Regions from separate parts of the Mus musculus genome. Here regions 1 and 3 are each linked to region 2. Evidence: chromatin loops called from intact Hi-C (ENCODE). Cell type or tissue: heart. All regions are shown on one strand.

What was found. Hi-C counts contacts between places; a loop is a spot of excess contacts. Peaks named below come from ENCODE experiments on the same cell type or tissue, not always from the same donor. Only the 100,000 strongest peaks of a DNase experiment are listed, where the experiment ranks them.
Region 1: a loop joins it to region 2, with 11 times the contacts of the local background. A loop is called at or near these places in 3 of 42 quality-filtered maps.
Region 3: a loop joins it to region 2, with 2.5 times the contacts of the local background. A loop is called at or near these places in 2 of 42 quality-filtered maps.

The regions. Positions count from the first base shown.
Region 1 is chr8:84,362,186-84,364,685 of GRCm38, reverse strand. It overlaps a transcript of Cacna1a not described here. Among named protein-coding and RNA genes, the nearest start is that of Gm23626, 17 kb to the left of the region's middle. In heart, no CTCF peak of the experiment used is centred here; no DNase peak of the experiment used is centred here; H3K27me3 peaks cover 1,582 bases.
Region 2 is chr8:84,593,414-84,595,913 of GRCm38, reverse strand. It overlaps Cacna1a (calcium channel, voltage-dependent, P/Q type, alpha 1A subunit), which reads right to left. Exons shown (of 47, transcript NM_007578.3): 31 at 1,694-1,777. Among named protein-coding and RNA genes, the nearest start is that of Gm32854, 5.9 kb to the right of the region's middle. In heart, CTCF peaks have their summits at 78 (motif pointing right) and 1,307 (motif pointing right); a DNase peak (open chromatin) is centred at 63; H3K27ac peaks cover 451 bases.
Region 3 is chr8:84,686,933-84,689,432 of GRCm38, reverse strand. Nacc1 (nucleus accumbens associated 1, BEN and BTB (POZ) domain containing) reads left to right here and starts at 1,571. Exons shown (of 6, transcript NM_025788.3): 1 at 1,571-1,758. Trmt1 (tRNA methyltransferase 1) reads right to left here and starts at 186. Exons shown (of 17, transcript NM_001164559.1): 1 at 84-186. In heart, a CTCF peak has its summit at 1,538; DNase peaks (open chromatin) are centred at 172, 1,532 and 2,372; H3K4me3 peaks cover 2,500 bases; H3K27ac peaks cover 2,230 bases.

The sequences.
Region 1 (2,500 bases), 230 kb after region 2:
GAGAGAGACCTTTCTTTAAAAACTAAAACAAAACAAAACAAAACAAAACAAAACAAAACAAAACAAAACCAGAGTGGAGGTCTCCTGAGAAATTATGCTTGTGATTGACCTCTGACCTCCACATGCATGCTCACGTGTGTATACACGCCTGCACGCACAAACATGTATAGACCCACGAACAAAAGGAAATGTTTGCCACCCAGAGCTGGATGCTATCGCTGTCTCAACTTTACAGACAAGGAAACCAGACCATAGAGAGGACGAGGTTTTCCGCTCTCAGGGTCAGCCGCGTAGACCCTGATAGACCTGGGATTCAAACTCTGTCCACATGCCAGGCGAGAGTCCAGCCACTAAGACAGCCACAATCCCTTGCAATTGATCTTGGAAGTTTTTCCTTTATTATTATTGTGTATGTGAGTGCTCTCACACCTGAGCCACAGCATGCAGAGAGGGTTCAGACGGTAATGTGGAACCGTGTCGCTCCTGGCACATTTACACAGGTTCCAGGAATTGAATTCAGGTCTCCAAACTTGTGCATAAAGCCCAGCTAGCCTGCCTGCAACTGATCTTTACCAGATTCATTTCGCATTTAAAAAGAACTGGTTTGTGTGAGGACTGGTATGGTGAGAAATGACGTCTTGAGGGCTCTGCGACCAGTGTCTCAGAACACTGCTCCCTAAAGCTGGGAAGCGAAAGGCCAGGAGACACAACCTGGGATCTGCGTTTTCGGCTTCTGAGGCCTGGTACCTGCTCAGCTCGTGGACCACAGCGCCTCCTGGTGGTCTGCCACAGAACCTTCAAGCGGGAACCCGGCGGTTCTAAACCACTGGTCCGCAAACGCAGTTCCTAAAAGGTTCTAAAGGATGCATTTTTCAACACGGGGAGCCAGACAAACACACACAGTTCCGCTGTTTGAGGTAAAATTATCGCCAAATGTTCCCGGGAGTAAGGAAATGGTGTCTCATAAAAACACTAAGGGGGATGATGCTGAGGAGACAGCTCACACAGTAAAGCGCTTGTTACACAAGCTTAGGACCTGAGAACCAATGTAAAATTCCAGCAGTGGCAGGCAGTGTGTGCTGGGGCTAAACCAACAAGGCTCATAGTTAAGAGCGCTCCCTGCGGGCTGGAGAGAAGGCTCTGGCGGTTGAGAACACTAACTGCTCTTCCGGAGGTCCTGAGTTCAATTCCCAGCAACCACGTGGTGGCTCACAACCATCTGTAATGGGATCTGATGCCTCTTCTGGAGTGTCTGAAGACAGCCACAGTGTTCTCATATAAATAAAATAAATAAATCTTTAATTTAATTTAATAAATCTTTAATTTAAGTCTCTCAGACTTAAATTTTAAAAAGCCCCCCTCTGGGAAGTGAGGCAGAGCTCACCGCAAGGTCTGCTGGTGACCTCCTTGGGCACCTGGGGAAGGTCACCAAGGTTGTCCTCTGGCTCAGCACACACCTGCATGCAAACATACACATATCTGCAGTCATATGCATCTCCACACACTGACCGTGAATGTCCAGGTAAGTACTCATAAAACTCCTAAAGTCTGGACTGCTGAGATGAGCCCCGAAGGCTACATGCTGAAGCCCGTGCTGGTGTTCGGGAGTGATGGATGGGACCAGTGAGGGGTGGGGTCTAGTGAAGAAACTGAAGTCACAGGGGATTGACCCCCAACAGGGATTTAGAACCCCGATCCCTCTCTCCTCCCAGAATACCTCTCAGTGAGTTCTGCCTCACCATATGCAACACACCATGACGTGCCTCATCACAAATACAGCCCAGAAACTGAAGCTGGTGAGCATGGACTGCAGCCTTGGAAGCTGTGAGTCTGCAGCACAGGTTAGTAATAACATCACCTGAAAACAGCTAAAAGAAAGGATTTCAGCTATTCGCTCCCTGCGGTATGTCTAAAGTGATAGTTATCATAGCTCACCGGCTTCTCCCTCATTTCTCAGTGAGCTCAGGTGGATTCAGGCTCCCATGCACATGTGGATCTGGTGGCCATCACAGGCTTCACTAGACAGAGAGTGAGTCAGCAACAGTGGAGCTTTCTGGAGGGTCTGGGGATGGAGCCTCAGGCTGCAAGGATGCTAGGCCAGCACCCCACCACTCCTATCCCCAGCCCATCCATGCAAGTTTAAGAAAAAAGTGGGGGCGGGGGAGAGAGAGATCTGGAAAGATGGCTCAGTGATTAGGACCACTGGTTGTTCTTCCAGAGGACCTGGGGCTAAAGTCACAGATGGTTATGAGCTGCCATTGTGGTTGCTGGGAACTTCTGGGGTTTGAATAAGCATGGCACACAGACATGCATATAAAATAAATACTTTTAAACGTTAAAAGAATTAATTCCTATATCCTTGAAGAGCTTACAGATATGGTTTCAAGATTCTATTTCTTCTATAGTTTCCTGTAAGAGTAAGAAATTATTGAGCTGGTGGAGTGTGGTGGGCTGTGTATATAATGCCAGCATTCCAGGGGCTGAGGTAAGAGGATCTAAG
Region 2 (2,500 bases):
GGGTGATATGACCAGAGCAACTGGGTGACTGGGAGGGCTGTTTGGCTTCGGTAATGGTCCTGATGTCTCCGAATTGGCCTCTAGGTGCCGCTATCTTACAGGCTATAAGCAGTGGGATCTAGACCTAAGGATGTCTTACTGGCAACTGGGAGGGTTTTTTTGTTTTGTTTTGTTTTTGTTTTTGTTTTTCGAGACAGGGTTTCTCTGTGTAGCCCTGACTGTCCTGGAACTAACTCTGTAGACCAGGCTGGCCTCGAATTCAGAAATCCACCTGCCTCTGCCTCCCAAGTGCCGGGATTAAAGGCATGTGCCACCACTGTCCTCGCGCAACTGGGAGTTTTAACCAACTTCACTTGCTCTACTGGGAAGCAGGCAGCTCCTCTCAAACTGAACCTAAACGGACATTGTCTTAAGCTGTCCTGACCCTCCCATCTGAAGGTCCCAGAAGTGCCAGCCTTGCAGGAGGAATGGGAAAATGGTCACATCTGTTCTGGGGTTTCCAGAGCCTTATGTGAGTGCTTGCCTCCTGGTGTTGGGTGTCAGTTTCCTGCTATGTGGAGTGAGTCCCATGCAGGGCGAATTTTCTCCCCCCATTTCTCTTGGGTCAGCCAGGGGCTCTGGTGGGAGAGGACGGGTAGACAGGACCTCTCTCCAGAGCTCTCTGCTGGCTGCTACTCCGACCTTTGTCCAGCTCTTTCCTCCCAGAGCCCTTGAGCCCTCACCCTCTTGGACAATCCAGTCTAACCCTTTGAGACAATTCTCCTGTGCTCTGATCAAGTTTCTCAGTGGGAGACAGCTCATCTGAGGTGCTTGGCACACATTCTCTGTGGGTGTTTTGTTGATGTTTTGTTTTTTTGTCTTTGTTTTATTTTGTTTTGGGGGTAGGAGACCAACCCAGGGCCTCACACAAGCCAAGCCAGGACTCTGCCGCTAGGCCACACCCCCAGTCCAGTTATTATTATTTCCATTGTCATTGGGGGGTGTGTGGGGACAATCCACACCATCACTGACGCTGGGCATCGATGAGTAGCTTTTTGTTTCTGGTCCCCTGGGAGGATCTCCTATGGTCTCCTTAGTCTCCTGAGGGTTCCCAAGTCAGGGGTCACTGGCTCATGGCCAAGGACAAGGTTTGGGAGGGGACTCTGGGGACTCTTAGATTTACCTAAAAAGGGATAATTACAATGTAGTCTGAAAGCTCAGGTACTCCTCTCTCCCCACTTTCCTTATTTGCATTGCCTGGGGCTGGTGGAGGGCTGCTTATTCCAGAGACTAGCCTAAGGTCTTGAAAGTGCTATCCCCACCATGGCCAGCAGGGGGCAGTGGACCACAATTCGTGGTCCGGTTGGATCAGGAATTCAGTTCTATTTGTCTTTAAAGGCATGAGCTCTCAATGTAGTGAACTGGTAACACTATTCACAATTCACCAGCCACCAGGCAGAGAGGCACACTGCTCTGCCTTGGCCCTATGTCCCAGCTTTGGACATACCTCTCTCCCCTCTTCACTGAAACCTTAAAAACTGTTTTCGTACCCCCAAATTACCACCCAGAAAAACTTCACCCTCACTCCTGTCTCAGGCTGTGCCTCTGATGTTCTCCCTCTATGCTACCAGCTGGCCACTGTGCCTGCCAGCAACTGTTGCCTCCCACTAGTGCAGCCCCGAGTCACCCAGAGAGAAGCTGGCAGGAGACTTACCCCAAACTCGGTGACGAGGATGTCTGTGATGCTGCCCAGAACAGTCACAAAGTCGAAGATGTTCCAGGCATCGCGGAAATAATTCTAGAATAGGGACCCACAAGACAAAGATGCCAACAGAGGGCTCTATGCCCTCATCTCGCAAGGCCAGAAAGGGGCGTATTAGGACATGGTAACTGTGTGGGTCAGGTTTCCTCTCAAACCTTCATCTTTGATGGCTTGCCCCAGAGGAGATTCAGGGACCTGCCCCTGCTCTGCTGGGCCCATCTTTTGAGCATTCCTCAAAGTTCCCCAAGCCCCCAGGATATCACTAAATTCCTCACAGAAGAGGCTGGGGGTGATGACTGAGGGACACTGTAATGTTGGTTTGCAATGGTTTGTCTGCATGTCTGTGTGAGGGTGTCAGATGCCCTGGAGCTGGAGTTACAAACGGCTGTGAGCCACCGTGTGGATCCTCTGGAAGAACAGCCAGTGCTCTCTTAGCTGCTGAGCCATCTCTCCAGCTCAAGACATTGTAATGTGAACAGGCTCTCCTGCTGTGGACAGCAGCAAACCGCAGCAAAGGTGCAGGTAGAGTCAGTATTTGAAACCAGGCTCAGGGGAGCCCAGAGTCTGCTTGCAAGACCCCCCTATGTTTAATGCCACTGTCTAAGTGGGCAGCCTCTGAGTTCAGATCTCATGTCTACTATCAGAGCTGTGTGGCTGTGGGTAAAGGACTTAACCTCTCTGTGCCTCTATTTCCTGGTATTGGTGAGAAGGGCAAGAGAGGACATTGCACCAGGGGCTTCAAGGCTGCTGAAGGGGCTG
Region 3 (2,500 bases), 94 kb before region 2:
TCTCTTCGGCTCAGGTTTCCCACCACACCCACACACCCACCCACCCACCCACCCACCCGGACAAGCGTCTCCCTTCCGCTCACAGGATCCAACGAGTCACGGTGCATGCTTCTCGCATTAGGGCCTGGGAGCCGCCATGTTGGCAAAGAGGGCGGGCCAATCACATGACAATAACTGACCAATTAGAGACATTACCTACAGTGGGCGACCAGGGTCAAGACTCTTCTAGGGAAGGAAGTGCGCAGGCTACACTACACCAGTGATTCTTAATAATACAACTCTTCTACAAGGGAGTTTCACTAGTTTAATTCAGGGCAAAAAGCGGAGGCACTCTGCACCTTTAGATGTCTTCTGTGTGCACCTTGTAGGTTAACTCAGGCTCTAGAATAGTATTCACTGTCTTTGAATCTCAGTCCCACCACGTACTCTGGGCAAGTTAATTAAAATGTAAGGCTCCTATTTCCCTTACCTGTTAAATAGGAATCTTAGCTGTCAAGGGCAAAGATTAAATAACCGAATGCCTGGGAAGTGTGCAAAGGAGCCACTCAGACTGAGTGTTGGCCTAATGTATGCATCAGGAAAATATGGAGATCCGGGATGTGAGAGTTATCTTAGCTTGCCTTGCTATATGTTATCTGTTAATTGGGGGTAGAGGGCACTCTTAATCCAGGTTGTCCTGGAGTTATATAGCCCAGGGCAGATTAGAGTTTCCTGCCTCAGTCTCTCATATGGTGAGATTTCAGGCATTTCTACCAGGCCCAACGGTACTTATTTTGTTTCAAAATTTTATTTTTTTGTTATTTTTGTGTATGTGTGCAGTTGTGTGTAAGTCCTCAAAGAGCAAAAAGGTGATAGTTTCTAGAACTGTAGCCATCTGACATGACTGCTGGGAACTGAACTCTATTCAACAAGAGCAGTACACACTCTTAATTTTTTTGAGACAGGGTTTCTCTGTGTAGCCCTGGCTGTCCTGGAACTCACTCTGTAGACCAGGCTGGCCTCGAACTCAGAAATCCTGCCTCTGCCTTCCAAGTGCTGGGATTAAAGGTGTGTGCCACCATTGCCCGGCCAGTAGACACTCTTAATCCAGTCCGCACTCTTCTGTTCTTGACTCTGCTACCCATCCAAAAAGTAGTCAGGCCTCTCTAACATTAGTTATAAGACGTATAATTATCTGAGTTAGTGCAAAATGCTAACAGAACTTCACATCGCATAAGCATCCTGAGTTTTCACTTTATTAACCTCTTGAACCTAAGTTTAAATCTTCGTATTCACTTTCCTGTGATCTTGATAGTTTACTCAGCTCAGCTCCATGAAACCTCATTTCCACAAAGAGCCTAAACTGTTCCTGGAACAACAGTTGTTCTCATTTTACAAGAAACTGAAGCTCCAAGATACAGAGCAACCTGTCCCGCAGTCACTCAACTTAGCCCGTCTACAGAACCGAGACCCGGGAGGAAAGAGGAGCTGGTGAGAACCGAAGCGCTCGAAGCGCGGCTAAGCTTGCCTAAGGGGCGGGGCCGAGGCAGTTTTCCTCCCTGCCGGCAGCGCCGTGCGCTTCCTCGGCGCTCGGCTGGGGCGGCCTGGCCCACAATGAATGGCCGCCGCGGCTACCACTGCTGCTGAGGCGGAGGCCGCGGAGGCCGCAGAGGCGGAGGCCGAGGCCGAGGCGCAGGGAGGCGCGCCCCGGGCCCAGGCCCGGCCCCAGCTGCCGCTGCGGAGCCCGCCGGGAGGCCCCGGAGCGCGGCCACAGCGCAGGTGAGATGGCCCGCCCCAGGCCCAATTCCGGCCTCCTCCCGCCCGGGGCGGCCCGAGGACATCAGAGGTTCCGGCGGAGGGCCGAGAGGCGAGGCCTCCGGGCGCCCTGCTGCGAACCAGAAGCCGAGCCCGCGGCGCTGACAGCGGCGGGAGGGCAAGAGTGAGATGGCCGAATCTCAGCTGGCGGCCTACAGCGTCCAGCCCGCGGGCCCGGCCCGCAGGGCTTGAAGGCCGCTCGGGGGAGGCGCGGGTCGCGGGATCCTTGAAGTCTCAGGGCCGGAGGGGGTAATCGCGTGGAGCCGGCAGGCGAGGCTGGAGGGGGGAGGGGAGGCCTCGGGCTGGCGGGGGGTGGGAGGGCGGAGGGCTGCGCCGCCCGAGGGAAAAGGCCTGGAGGGGTGCGGGAGGGCCGGAGCTTGCAGGTAGAGGGCGCTGGGGAAGGGGGTGGGCGGGTCAGGTTACAGGCCTTGGGGGGAGGTGAGGAAAAGCCCGGGAAGTTAGACTTGGGGGGGGGTGGGCGGAGCTTGCTCGAGTGGGGGCGGATTGGAGAGAGCCCTAAGATATTTGCAGGGGGTCGCACGAGGTCAGAGACTAGAGATGTGCGGGTAAACTCCGACGGGAGGGCATCAGGTAAGGCTGGGCGTGTTGGGAGTTTGCAGGCGGCCCAGGGCCTATGGTTTAGGATGTGGGGAGCAGGTTAGGAAAACCTGGTGTGAGCTAAGGGATCTGCCCCCCCCACACACAC